Regions from separate parts of the Homo sapiens genome. Here all the other regions are linked to region 3. Evidence: chromatin contacts called from ENCODE Hi-C or POLR2A ChIA-PET data. All regions are on one chromosome and are shown on one strand. Each heading gives the region's core, a stretch centred on a gene start or an enhancer-like site at or near the end of the contact. The rest is flanking DNA. Distances are from core to core; before and after follow the strand shown. Region 1 has its middle 40 kb from the start of ZBTB20. Region 2 has its middle 92 kb from the start of ZBTB20. Region 3 has its middle 120 kb from the start of SNORD155.

Region 1 (4,467 bases), core at 1,220-3,719, 600 kb after region 3:
TTTAACTACTGTCAGTGTTAAGATTTAGAAGGACTTGATGTCCTTTTTAGACCCAGGAGTCAAAGCCCTATAACTTACTTAATGGCACAAGGACTTTAAAATCACATACAGAAAGTTACACAGATGCAATAATCTTAATTTTAAGAAAACTTTTTAATCTCAGTTTTTTCTAAGCATACCAAACTTAGTAATAATGACGTGGGAATTATTTTGATAAAGTGTAAGATCTAATTATTAGGCCAGTTACCCAAAGGCAAAATAAAAGACCTTCTGCAGTGCAACTACTGTTCCCTATGGGGAATATTATGTTGGAAGGAAACATTTCCTTTAGACCTCTAAGATAAAACCTTTCTTTTCTTTTTTTTTTGCATCAGGCCACAACAGTTAGAAACTGTAGGAAAAAAAACTTATAGGAATTGAAAATGAGTTAAAGGATAGAGTTTGATTTCAGGTCTTTTAAAAGACGAGAGAAAGCTGAAAACAGCAAGATGCAGTAAAAGTTAAACTTTGCATTAAAAAAATTATAATGTCTTGTAATTTATTAAGAGTAGAGCAATACCTTAAGAAAATGTCATGGTTTGAACCAATTCTTTCATGTATAAGTGTGTTTTTTAATCAAAACTCAATCTCTAGAAAGACCATTATAATTTCCCTCTAATTATAGACAGCTTGGTCACATAAAAGTTTTTCTTTTTTTTAATAGATCCTCTCATTATGACTTACACTGACCATTCATGACTGCTTGGAAGTTCTGGTTTGTCCTGAACATCCCTCATTTTTAAAACAACCAGTTATTTTATTCTAGGACAAAATTTACCATATAAGCTTCTTTCTCATATAAAGTCATTTTTCTTTAAGCTTTCTTACCAAAAATACCTCTTTAATTATATTAATATAACTTTCTTTACATCTGTCTTATTTCCTGGTTTCTTTTTCCTTGTTGTATACATAACCCTTAAAGAAGCTTTGAATTAGACAACAATTATTCACCTTTTAAAAAGGATACACTTTAGAAAGAATGTTTTCTTACAATTTTTTTGAAAATACCCAATTGATGAAATACCTATTATTTAATTTAACTTTAGTTTCTAAATTATGACAAGTTTGTCTACAAATATTTATCCCATTACATTTACCTAATTATTTTAATAGTGTACCTAGATTATTTATGATACCTGCAATAGTCATCATTTTAAGTTATGAAACTATAACTGCAAAATTATAACTGGGACAATGAAAAAGGTCTGACCCAACCTACTCCATTTTGCTTTTAACCTCTAAGCTGCCCTTGTTCATTTCCGGGCATTGGATGAATTAACTTTGGGAGTATCATAGTTTATAGTTTAGTTTTGAAAGAGATGATAACAGTCCCTCACAAAACAAACCCCCTTCCTGCCTGGGGACTTGACTGCCTAAAGCTATAGATTAGAAGTTATGGCTATTTCACTAAATAATTCAATATTTAGCTATTTTCATTGAATCAATATCAACCTCTTATTTATCAAAAATTATGCAAGCAAAGATAATTGTATTTTGGGCTGGGTTTATAGTTTTGTATCCCTTATGCCAAATTTTGACACCTTATAGTATTTGGCAGAGATAAGTATGAAATTGCTTGATCAATAAATGAAAATAAACATGTATGCTGAAAATTCTTAAGCCATTTCTACTGTTCTTTACCAATAATTTTAAAGCTAGATTATTAAAGATTTTACTTAAGTCACATGAACTTAAAAACCATTGGGGTTCATTATTTAATTGATGACTACTCACTAAGCCAATTTGGTACCTTGTGGCCAAAACACAACAAAATACATGTACGTACACATAAACACACACATACATTTTCATACACTAAAGATCCTATAGCTTTTACTTCAGAACTCTAGCCGTGAGATATTAATACAAACTTATTGGTCTGCGAAAACAGTAATGAAAAGGAATGGTTGGAGTCTAACAGTGGATTTTATCTTGGTCAAAAAGTAATAGCAGCTTTAAAGCAGGGAGAAAAAAAAACAGAGAAAAAGAGAACTTAAGAACTCTGTAGTTTGAAGGTCGATCTTAGTGCCCCTTTTCTTTCATGTAAATGTGCACAAAGACCATAATAATTCTATTTTAGACAAACTCTAACAAGTAGAGGTGCCATAAAACCAATGGAGTGCCCCAAAGGGGGTCATTCTCCTTGTTTTATCCTCGTTTTTAGATTATTAATTTCCCACTTTTCTTTTTCTTTTTTTTCTTAAAAGGAGGAACTGAGCTATGGCCTAGGGTTTTTGTGGTGTGTGCTGATTGTGGGTGGGACTCCATAGTGTGTTACCACTGAGTTGTTGCCACCCTCTTTCATGTCTCAGTTTCATTCTCTGGAGGTCTACCACCTCCAGGAGGGCTCAAAGCTCAGTGACCAGCTCCCATATGTGCTTCCTGGATGAGCCCTTTTTTAAACAAGTTTGATGGGGATTCTCCATAGGGCTGCTGCAAATCACAGGTGGTCAACCCTCTCTACACTCCCACGAGGCCCCTGGTCACCCACGGGTGCCTTTCAGCTGGGTGGAGCAAAATGTTCATTCTCTTCGAAGCTAAGAAAACTAAATCTCTCATTTACCTATGAAAACAACAGTTCAGCTTCTCACGCAAATGTGCACATACAAGCCAAACTGACATTAATTCTGGGAGAAAAAGCAATAGAGAAGACCCTTTAGAATGCATCTCCGAATTAAAAGTAGAATCCTTAAACAATAACTTCCTAGGAGAGAAAGAAAGGAAAAAAAAAGCCAAAACCACTTCCTGTAAACCACCTTCAGCCACCCCTAACTTTGGAGTTCTTGCCTACCATTATACACACCAAGGTCAAATCTTCTCACAGTACAAGGTAATCTCTAATAGCCCCAAAGCCAAAGAGGTCAAGTCATGCAATACAGGAGAGCAGAGCTTTAGACCTAAGAAGAATGTGCCCATGACTCTTGGAACTCCACAAAGAAAACAGAACATCCCAAAAGGGGTGAGTGGTGTCTTTGTTCTGAGTTCTCTAAGGAGTTTGAGTCATTAGAAGCCTTCTCTCTAGATTTTTCTTGGTACTGAAGATGACAAAGGGGGAAGGCGGTATGGGGTGGAAGAAAAGTAAACAAAAGAACAATTGTTGTTTTGTTTCCTTTTTTTTTTCAGACAGGAAGCAAACACAGAAACCAAATGCCTAGTTTTGGGTTTTTGTTTTTTGTTTTTTCCTCTTTTACAGCTGTGAGGAATTTTAGCCAATTCAGAGAGGACTTGTTACCCATACTTTGAAATTCTCATTCAGATTTGACCAAGTCATGTAGGGTTGGTCAAATCTGAAAGGAGAAGGACCAGAACAAACAAAAACAACAACAACAAAACCAACAATATGATTACTGAGCACTCTAATGGTAAGGAGAAATTAAGATCAGCTGGTTGTTAATCTTAACTTTAGCCAAGACAAAACCCCAATTCAGCTACTTATGTAGGGTTGGGTCTCAGACTGAAGACTTCTCTCTTCCACTCTGGAAGCAGGAAAAAACTCAAACTCACCTTCCCTGTTGGAAGCAAGCTCAAACTCTAGAAAGGAGTTACCTCCCTTTCATCATCATGGAAGCAGGAAAACTTGCCTCCTTTGCTGGAAGCAAGTAAAACTCCCCCTTCCTCGAACCAAGAAAAAGGAGTTTTACAGCAGAATAAACTTTAGATCTTGATCAAATCTGGGGGGATCAGGGATTCTCTGAAGGCGATGCTTCCAGGCCTCAGCAAATTATTCTATTGGTTTGACCCATAAAGACAGCTCAAACTGGTACTAAGCACCAACAGGAGATATGTCAAAGGTCAGGGGAACCTCTACTCAGAATCCATTTGTGATTGCCAAATGTGAACTCCAAATATCTGAGACAGGTCTCAGTCAATTCAGGATGTTTATTTTGCCAAAGTTAAGGACACGTGCCCATGATACAGCCTCACAAAGTCCTGACTACATGTGTCCAATGTGGTCAGGGCACAGCTTGGTTTTATACATTCTAGGGAGATATGAGACATCAATCAATATATGTAAGATGTACATTGGTTTGGTCTGAAAAGGCAGGATAACTCCAAGAGGGAGCAGGGAGTGGGGTTGGGGGGCGCTTCCAGGTCATAGTGAGAGGTGACAGCGTGCTGGCAGTCCTCACAGCCCTTGCTGGCTCTCGGCGCCTCGTCTGCCTGGGCTCCCACTTTGGCGGCACTTGAGCCCTTCAGCCCACTGCTGCACTGTGGGAGCCCCTTTCTGGGCTGGCCAAGACCGGAGCCGGCTCCCTCAGCTTGCAGGGAGGTGTGGAGGGAGAGGCGCAAGCAGGAACTGGGACTGCACGCCGCGCTTGCGGGCCAGCTGGAGTTCCGGGTGGGTGTGGGCTTGGTGGGCCCGCACTGGGAGCAGCCGGCTGGCCCTGCTGCCCTAGGCAATGAGGGGCTTAGCACCTGGGCCAGCGG
Region 2 (4,022 bases), core at 333-2,832, 540 kb after region 3:
CCGTTAAACATTGTGTGAATCTCAAACTGTCTGTATTAGGAATTGTGATTGGAGACAGAGAGAAAGAATAATCCCTTACCAAGTAATTTCAAAGCAGAGAAAATGAAATGAAAATTTGTTCTACATATCTCAACATCTGTCTTCAAAATTTAAGATGCCTTCTAGGAACATGCTAATATCCTTTCATCTCTCTTATCAACTTACTTATTATCTCATAGCAAGAACTTGGAGTTCTTTATGTCATTGCACATATAATTCTATAGAAGTCACTCCTCTCTTTTCATGTTCTTCCCTCCTATTGCCTCCAACACCATCTGTATTGTACAAGTAGTATCCTATAGATTGAGCTGAAACACACCTTTCTGTTTCTGTGCTGTTCAAGCTATACCAATAAAAACCAATACACATAGATTCCAATATGCTTCACAATCTATCATACATATGCCATTTTACTAAACACACAGAGTAAATGGAAGTATAAGTGGTACTTTTTAGCACTGAGTACAGGGTAACAACAATTTTTGTCCTTTTGTTCCTTGTGTTATGGCTGACACAAGACATAGATAAATTAGTACTTCTCAGAGTGATAAGACACGTTAGGGTCATTTTGGAGAGAATACAACCATGTCAGTTCACTGTACCTCTTTCATTGCTATTAAACACTAAGCCTTTGGAAGCAGAAGGGTTTAGTTTTGTTTTGTTTACTGTTTTGATGTACACTCCTTTCTGATTTAATTGCCCTAGCCTAATCATTCTAATAAGATGTTCCAATGGATAAGAGACTTGTGAAACCAGTAACTTCACTAACACCACAATTGTTATTGTATCCAGTCTTATTACCATTTTCCCTTAAAGTCAACTGATACATAATCAACTCCATAAAATACATGAGAATCTATATATTAACGCTCATTCTTACAAACGTACAGTCTTTTTGTATTATTCACCCAAGGAGCAATTATTGAGCATTTATCATGCACCCCTTCTCTCGTACCAAGCAATATACTCTGCTAGAATACAGAAATGCTGTATATATTTGGTAATACCAAAGCAGTCTCATCAGACCTCTCTCAGGATCTTTTGTTCAGCTCCTTTTCAATTCAGTTGCATCTGAACAGTTCACTAGATGATACCTGAAGAGAAAATAAAAACATAAAATTTATTTGTTTGAATTGTTCTCATAGTTGGGTTTATGTAACATAAAAAGTAATGATCCTAAATAATGTGTATTTTAATACACTATGATGTTGAAAGGCTCGATTCTATGCTGAGACACATAGGACTAGAATATAAAGTGTTTCCGGTAGAAAAATGAAGAGAGAGACAGAACATTGTTTTGCTGCTTTTAAATAAGCCACGCAAATAGCTCAGTCTAAAGGCTGTGTGTGTGTCAGTGTGAGATAATCCTGCCCTCTCCCTTCCTCTCTCCCACTTCTCCAGGGAAATGAGTCACACCTGCTCACTGCCCTTGATATGATGTTTGATATTCTGAATTCCCATCAGCCCTGCACAGCTAGGATGATGTCAGCACAGTTGACATTGTTAGATCCGTGCTCTGCGTACATCAACTCCCTGTCGCTCAGGCGTCAGCTGAATGTGGTGAAGGGGAGGAGGCATCATCATCTTAGCAACCAAGCCCACGTATCCAGGATCCAGAAATGGCATCTGGCACTTTGCTTTGGGGATTTCCAGCACTTCCCAGAATTTCAGCCAGATTAGAACACTTGCTCTGAATTAAAAAGAAATTACTCATCCTCTTCCCATCAGGATGTGTGTGCTTTTACAAAATTTTATATCAAAATGTTTGTCACCAAAGTATGTTTTACTGAAGTCCTCATCCCATTTTTCCTCAATTCCTCTGGGATATCCTTTATTGACTTTTAGAAATAATCTTGCTTCTATTTAAAAACAGAAAAGGTTAAATGAGACCCTTTTGTCATCCTTCCACCTCAAGTCAAAAATATATATAATGTGAACAATCAAGTTGTATGGAAAGTAGATAATTATGCTGATAATAATAATCTTCTAAGATGACTCCAGATAAAGTATGGCAGTATTTCTAGGTCTTGTTTTCAAATTATACCCATTTAACAAAAAATACAATAACACAATGAACTCAGACAGTTGCAATTCACATAGACATTTAATCATCTATTGATTATCTGGGAAAAAGGAAAGAGGGAGAACTTAGGGAAAAAACCTAAAAGGGTATTTGAAAGTGTTAGAGTAGAAGAACTATGGTAGTACCATGCCACCATGCCACAGCTGTCAGAAACCCCAACAATGGAGACTTAATGTCTACTTTTCCAGAGCAGTTTCTCCAAGTTATTGTGGGTATCTTGGCTGCTTCATATAAATGGTCCCAGTTGCTTTACAGCTATCTTATTGCTCCACTTACTTATTCCCAGAAACATTTCTGAGTACAATTCCTGTCTCCATAACACACGGAGTGAGGTGGGAGATTTAGGTATGTGCTGTGGTCAGAATATGTCCTCCAAAATTCTTGTGTTGGAAGTTTAATTTCCAATGCAACAGTGTTGGGAAGTTGGCCTTTTGGGAGGTGTTTAGGTGGTGAGGGCTTCTCCATCATGAATAGATTAAAGCCCTTATAAAAGAGACTTCAGAAGGTGTTCAGCTAACTTGCTTTCTTGCCCTTTTGCTTTCTGCCATGGGAGGACACAGCAAGAAGACCCTCACCAGACACTAAATTTTGGTGCCTTGATCTTGAACTTATCAGGCTCCAGACCTGTGAGAAAATAATTTTCTGTTCTACATAAATTACACAGTCTCAGGTATTCTGTTATAACAGCACAAAACAGACTAACACAGTAAGTAACCAGACAATGACAGTACTGGGTAATAAGTACTTCCATAAGAAATAAACCTAGGGTGCTGAGAGCAGGGAGAACCAGAGCCCAACTCAGCCTGGAGTTCAGACATGAGAAGTTCTCAGGGATGGCTTCCTTGAGGGAGTCTTCATAATTCTTCTCTCAATTATAATGCAAATGCTTTTTATAAATCCTGACACTTTGTCCATCAAACACTACTAAAAATTTTAATAAGCAGCTCTACTCAGTCTAGGCAGTTTATTTCTTTCCTGACATGCCTAAGGTACCCTGAACATCCACATCCCATAAAATGAGAAACAGATATTTCATTTGGCTTCTCGTAACAGTGAAAATGAGAAGAGTTCAGAGAGCTCTCTCTTTCAATCTCAAGATCGGAATGGGTGAGGGCTGGTGGCTATATACAACACTTTGTGGTCCCCCTTCCCCCAGTGAGTTACTTTCCATGCTGTACTGTAACTGCTTATTTGTTTGTCCTTCACCTTCAAGAAACCAAGCTTTTTGAAAGTATAATTCTTTATCTTATTTACCCCACAGTATTTCCCAGCTACCCCCAGTCAGACCTAGATCCTAGAACAGAGTAAACGTTCATTAGATTGTTCTGTTGAATAAATATTTTATGCTTTTGCATTTCTTCCAGATTTTAATCCTAACTTTGCCCCTACACTTTGGAGCAGCATTTCCAAGCTTTTTTTCATATATTAGCCATATGGAAAATGAAAGTATTTGTAAGGCACCCTTGGGTAAATGGGAGAGGCTGCTCCAGGCTGCAAGCTGTAAACCCCAGGCCCTGCCTGATCCCCTCAGAGCCCACCTTCCATACTACACTCATACGTTCCACAAAACATAGAGGATCTGTAGAAGGACATATCTGAAACTCATTCAGTACTCATCACTTGAGAAGCTCTTCTGGTTTAGATAAATTAAAAGGTGAGAATGAAACAGGTTAACTTTCTTCCACTTAGCTTTTTGTAACCTAGCTCTCCTTCCCAATATTTTGCAGTGTTTTTACTATTAACTTTCAGTTTTTAAAATATCTTTTTTGGAACCCTTGTGCATTGCTGCTGGGAATGTAAAATAGAGTAGCCCCTGTGGAAAACAGCATGGCAGTTCCTTAAAAAATTAAACATAGAATTATCATGTGATCCAACAATTCTACTACTAGATATACACCCA
Region 3 (4,569 bases), core at 132-2,631:
CCCAAAGGACAAGTGAGCCCACAGAGGTCAGTGGAGAGAGGGAGAGAGTGTGTGTGTGCATGCTCATGAAACGTGGATCAGAATAACAAAAGCAGATGTAGCTGATGGCAGAGGGGCAAGGCTGGAGTTAATAAACCAGCACGCACAGAGGGTTCTGTCAGATGCAGGGAATGCATGACATAATTGTTTCTGCCTCTAATGATCTCAGTGATGTGGGAGACATGAGAATATTAAAACAAGACAGAAAAACGGAAACTCATTTCTAGCAGCTGCCAAACAAAATGGGACGTAAAGCAGGAGAGAGGTATATTGAAATGTTCACAAGGTTCACTTCACCAAAATGAAACTTTACCTCTCACGGATGTCAAATCCTCACCTCTCTCTCATGCAGAAGTCCCCTCCCATTTCCCATCAAACTGTTGCTCCCTGCATTCTTTCTGCATCCTTCCCTGTCACTCTCTTCCCTCGTCACTGTCACTTTGCCTCTCTTGCTTTTTAATCTCTTTCATTTTTCCCCTTCCTTCCTCCCTTCTCCATTATCCTGTCACCACAAACATGCTCTTACAGTTGTTCTCCCCCCTTCCCTCTCTCTCTCTCACACGCGTACACGCACACAAGAACATACACGCACAGACCACACCCCTTCTCATTCATTAGTAATCAACCTGGGAGCCACATCTCCTAATCCCAGCAGTTGAATGGAGCTGTAAAAATGCTCCCTTTGAAAAACACCCAGAAGTGACGCTCCCCGGGCTGCAGGTGGGCGGTGGTGTCGGCGCTGCTGCGATGCTTGCTCCTGCCACGAGGGGGCAGCAGTGCGCGCCGAACGCCGCGCTGCCCGTCGGCGCAGGGAAGGCGGCGCGGACGGCTGCTCACCCGGTGTCACCCGTCACCGCGGCTGACAGCCTGCGTCAGGATTCCGCCCGCGTCCCAGGCGAGCACGGAGGGGCGCAGAGAATAAGCAAACGATTTCTGATGAGTGCGGGCGGGGTGAATTCCGCCTCGGGCTAGTACAGATAGATCTTTTCCAGAAACAAAGGAGTGAGTCAGGCCGCCTGTGAGTCGAGAAGGGAGAGAGGCAGGGCTGGGCGCGACCGCTCGGCCCGGCCGCCTAGCTTCTCCCCGCCCGCCTACCTGCGCCCTCCCTCCTGCCCTGCGGCCCGCGCACCCCCCGCCCACCCGCTCGCGCTGCTGCGGGGCTCCTTCCCCAGGCAGCTGCAGGCGCCGCCCGGTCGGGAGGAAGCTAGAAGGCGGTGTTGCTTGGCCACCTGGGGGCGGGGATGGAGCCGGCCTGCAGAGAGGGAGCGCGGGTGTGTTGGGGGCAGGGTGGGTTTGCAGCCTTTCCTAGGGGTGCGGCTTCCAGCAGTGACGGCAGGGTGAACTCGGCGGCAGGGGGCGGCAACGCTTCTGTCAACCGGCAGCCTCCGCGTGGCTGGGTACTAGAGCTCTGCACATGTTTGTCATAGGTCAGCTCCCCCGACACGCGCGCGCACACGGGGTCCTGGGGTCTTGTTGCGATTCCGCCCCCTTTTACTCCAAAAGAGAGGTAACAGCGTCAACAAGCAGAATAATAAAAAGCGTTTATCGAGTGCTACGCGCAAGGCAGGCTCTGTTTTTACAGTAAATCTATTATTAATTTTAATAAAATGATAGTAAATAATAACAATATGCCCAAATGATGCTGATTGATAACTATCTTATTTCCTTCGTTTTAAGTTGAGAGGATGCAGAAGTATTTTTTTTTCTTTTTCAAGAAGATAGCTAGGTCTGGTTCTCCCTATTTCCAGAGGAGCAAGATGCCTTTATATTTACTCGTGTTGGAAAAACTAGGGTTATAACTACTGTTGGACAGGATTCAGCCTCCGGGCTGTTTTCCCTCCGTGCATTTTTTTTGTTTTCTTTTGAGACGGCGTTTCGCTCTTGTTGCCCAGGCTGGAGTGCAATGGCGCAATCTAGGCTCACTGCAACCTCTGCTTCCCAGGTTCAAGCGATTCTGCTGCCTCAGCCTCCTGAGTAGCTGGTACTACAGGCGTGCGCCACCACGCCCGGGAAATTTTTGTATTTTTAGTAGAGACGGAGTTTCACCATGTTGACCAGGCTAGTCTCGAACTCCTGACCTCAGGTGATCCGCCTGCCTCGGCTTCCCAAAGTGCTGGGATTACAGGTGTGAGTCACCGTGCCCGCTCCGTGCATATTTTTTAAGTGGGAATTTTCATGTAACTGTCCCAATTTACAGCATCCCTTGAACAAGAGAACATCTAGAGACTTGACCTAAATGGTAACCCCATTGGTGGGAGTTGAGGAGCTGTTACTGCCATTAGAAGGGGCAAGTGGCTCTCCAGTTTGCCACAGTACCCACCTTGCCCTAATACGGACTGTTATTACTTGAAGCTGCACCCCTGGGGGAGGGCTACAAGTCAACCCTTTCTTCCCTAACACACACACACACACACACACACACTCACTCTCTCACACAATCTGTCTCTCAATCTCTCCTTTATTTATAAAAGTAAATATTAGACCATAAGTTTCACGAGAGAAGGAATTGTGTCTTATATTTCTTTTGAATCCCTCATAGAAATTCACTGATCTGGACATATTGTAGATACCGCTAAGAACTGCTGAATGGAAATCTGTTGAATAAAATGAGCAATGGAACATTATTTAAACTGTCAGGCTACCACAGATATTGCATCCATTATTTTTAAGGACTATAAAAACATTCATACAAGGCACAACAATTTCTGCTACACGTGCATGCATAAACAGAATTTGATGTTGAAAGCAAAAAAATGTACAACAAAATTAATGTATATGTACTTAATTATAAAAATAAACATTTTTGTTCCTTAGTAATCAGACACAGTAATAGTCTGAGAAATACTAAAGAATGATAGAACTACTCTTTTGTAAGCATTTCAATCTATAGCAAGTTTTGAGCCTGCTATAGAGGTAAAAGAGATATGATGTGATAAAAATGTAAATCAAAATCATAGTGAAAAATAAACTAATATTCTTTTATACTGTATGGAAACTCTAGCTATGCGATACTACATTGCATATGTATCAGTTATAGTTCTATTAGGGAAGTAGAACCATTGTGAGTGATATAAAACCAGGGATTTATTATAGGGTTTAGATTCTATGCAATTATGAGAATGTGTTAAGTAGTCTAAGGCCTCTGCATCTACTCTTGGGCGTGAAGTCTGCAGGGCTGACGATCAAGAAGGAAAGATGCATACGAAATGGATACAGCAAAGAAAAAATGAAACTCATAGTTGTTTCTCATGGCCTCCATGTAAATGACTTGCAGCATAAACTGACGCTTTTCACCAAGGAAACATACACATACCTAGCCAGGGATTCAGAGAAGCAGAAGCAGGGGTATCTAGCAGGACTTGAAGGAGCCCATGCCAACAGGGTGAACCAGCAGATCAGTGACAACTTAGGTGAGCCTGGTTTCACACCCACCTTCAAATCATAAAGATAGTTGGTGCTTCTTTTCTGCCTTCCAGATCTTGTTCATTTTTTCCTTGTGGCCAGTCCTGACCCGGAAACAAAAGGAGTTCTTGGAAATGTGGTTCCGGTTAAGCAAAACAGACACACATAAAGCCATAATAAAGGAATCTTTAAGATCGCAGCATAAAAATCACTGCGAAACTTGGGCTAAAGCAGGGTATTTTGAATATTCAAAAATAAATCATAAATATATGGGCGCAAATAATATATTTTTTAGTTATTTATCAGATTACTTTCTTAATCTGGGGGCATGGGAATTCAGTGGAGAATGAACAGCAAGAAGGAAAAGTACTCAAGGTGATTTGAGAGGATGGACTCCAGAGGATATCACAGATTAATTTGGGTGGAGTCACATAGGCCAGGCATTTTAATAGGATTTAAGACAAGGGGAACTCAGTAGGGCCCTATGAGACAGAACTGTAGCTTCAGATCATAAAAAGAAAAAATAAACATGAAGGAAAACTACCTATTATCTCTCTGGCATAAATGGCAAACACAGAAAAGGCCAGCCACCAACAATGATGCTGGATGATGTTTATCACCACACTGAAAACTGCACTTTTAACTCTGCCCCTCACCACCTGCCCCTCTTTCAGGCTTCTCCCTCTCTGAAACCGACCCTGCATCCACCCGGTTTCTCAAGCAAAAAATCTGGGCATCAACCTTGATTTCTCTTCCCCTCATTCTATCTGCTAACTTAGTCAACTCTATCACCAAAATAGATCTTGAATATTTTCACTTCTACTGCCACCACCATAACACAAACCTGATCTACTGTTACAGCTTTTTAACCGATTTCCCGCTTTCATTTTTCTCCTTCTTATCCATTATCTGAACAGCAGCCAGCATGCTAGTGTAAAAAGAGGAATCATACTATGTATTAAGCGCATAATATCTGTATTTGATAGTATTATGCTGGATGCCAACATATGGGTTCTAGAGCAGACCATATTATTATTTGCTTATACACAGGACATACCAGCTACCCTTTGCCCCAGTTCTTACCCCCAGGGCAATATAGTGAAAACTGAATGTCATGATACATGTGAG

Evidence for each region. Hi-C counts contacts between places; a loop is a spot of excess contacts on that map. ChIA-PET counts read pairs that join two places held with the same protein, here RNA polymerase II (POLR2A). Pooled maps may share reads with other maps.
Region 1: a pooled map shows a loop between it and region 3 (7-fold over the local background). The contact joins two enhancer-like sites. A Hi-C loop is called at or near these places in 2 of 37 single-sample maps with no recorded cell type and 6 of 50 pooled maps.
Region 2: a map of endothelial cell of umbilical vein shows a loop between it and region 3 (9-fold over the local background). The contact joins two enhancer-like sites. A Hi-C loop is called at or near these places in 7 of 168 maps with a recorded cell type or tissue (GM12878, PC-3, PC-9 and 4 more), 1 of 37 single-sample maps with no recorded cell type and 3 of 50 pooled maps. POLR2A ChIA-PET finds 5 or more read pairs at or near these places in 1 of 52 experiments (SK-N-SH).

Annotation. Positions count from the first base shown.
Region 1 is chr3:115,185,118-115,189,584 of GRCh38, reverse strand. No RefSeq gene overlaps it. Among named protein-coding and RNA genes, the nearest start is that of ZBTB20, 40 kb to the right of the region's middle. RefSeq lists an enhancer at 2,434-2,623. Within about 2 kb of position 2,469, at least 2 of the 41 ENCODE cell types and tissues checked have a DNase peak (open chromatin) inside an H3K27ac peak, as active enhancers do.
Region 2 is chr3:115,237,416-115,241,437 of GRCh38, reverse strand. No RefSeq gene overlaps it. Among named protein-coding and RNA genes, the nearest start is that of ZBTB20, 92 kb to the right of the region's middle. RefSeq lists an enhancer at 951-2,150. Within about 2 kb of position 1,582, at least 12 of the 41 ENCODE cell types and tissues checked have a DNase peak (open chromatin) inside an H3K27ac peak, as active enhancers do; they include PC-3, PC-9 and endothelial cell of umbilical vein, where a contact is called at or near this core.
Region 3 is chr3:115,780,908-115,785,476 of GRCh38, reverse strand. No RefSeq gene overlaps it. Among named protein-coding and RNA genes, the nearest start is that of SNORD155, 120 kb to the left of the region's middle. RefSeq lists enhancers at 223-901, 933-1,433 and a silencer at 1,143-1,192. Within about 2 kb of position 1,381, at least 38 of the 41 ENCODE cell types and tissues checked have a DNase peak (open chromatin) inside an H3K27ac peak, as active enhancers do; they include PC-3, PC-9 and endothelial cell of umbilical vein, where a contact is called at or near this core.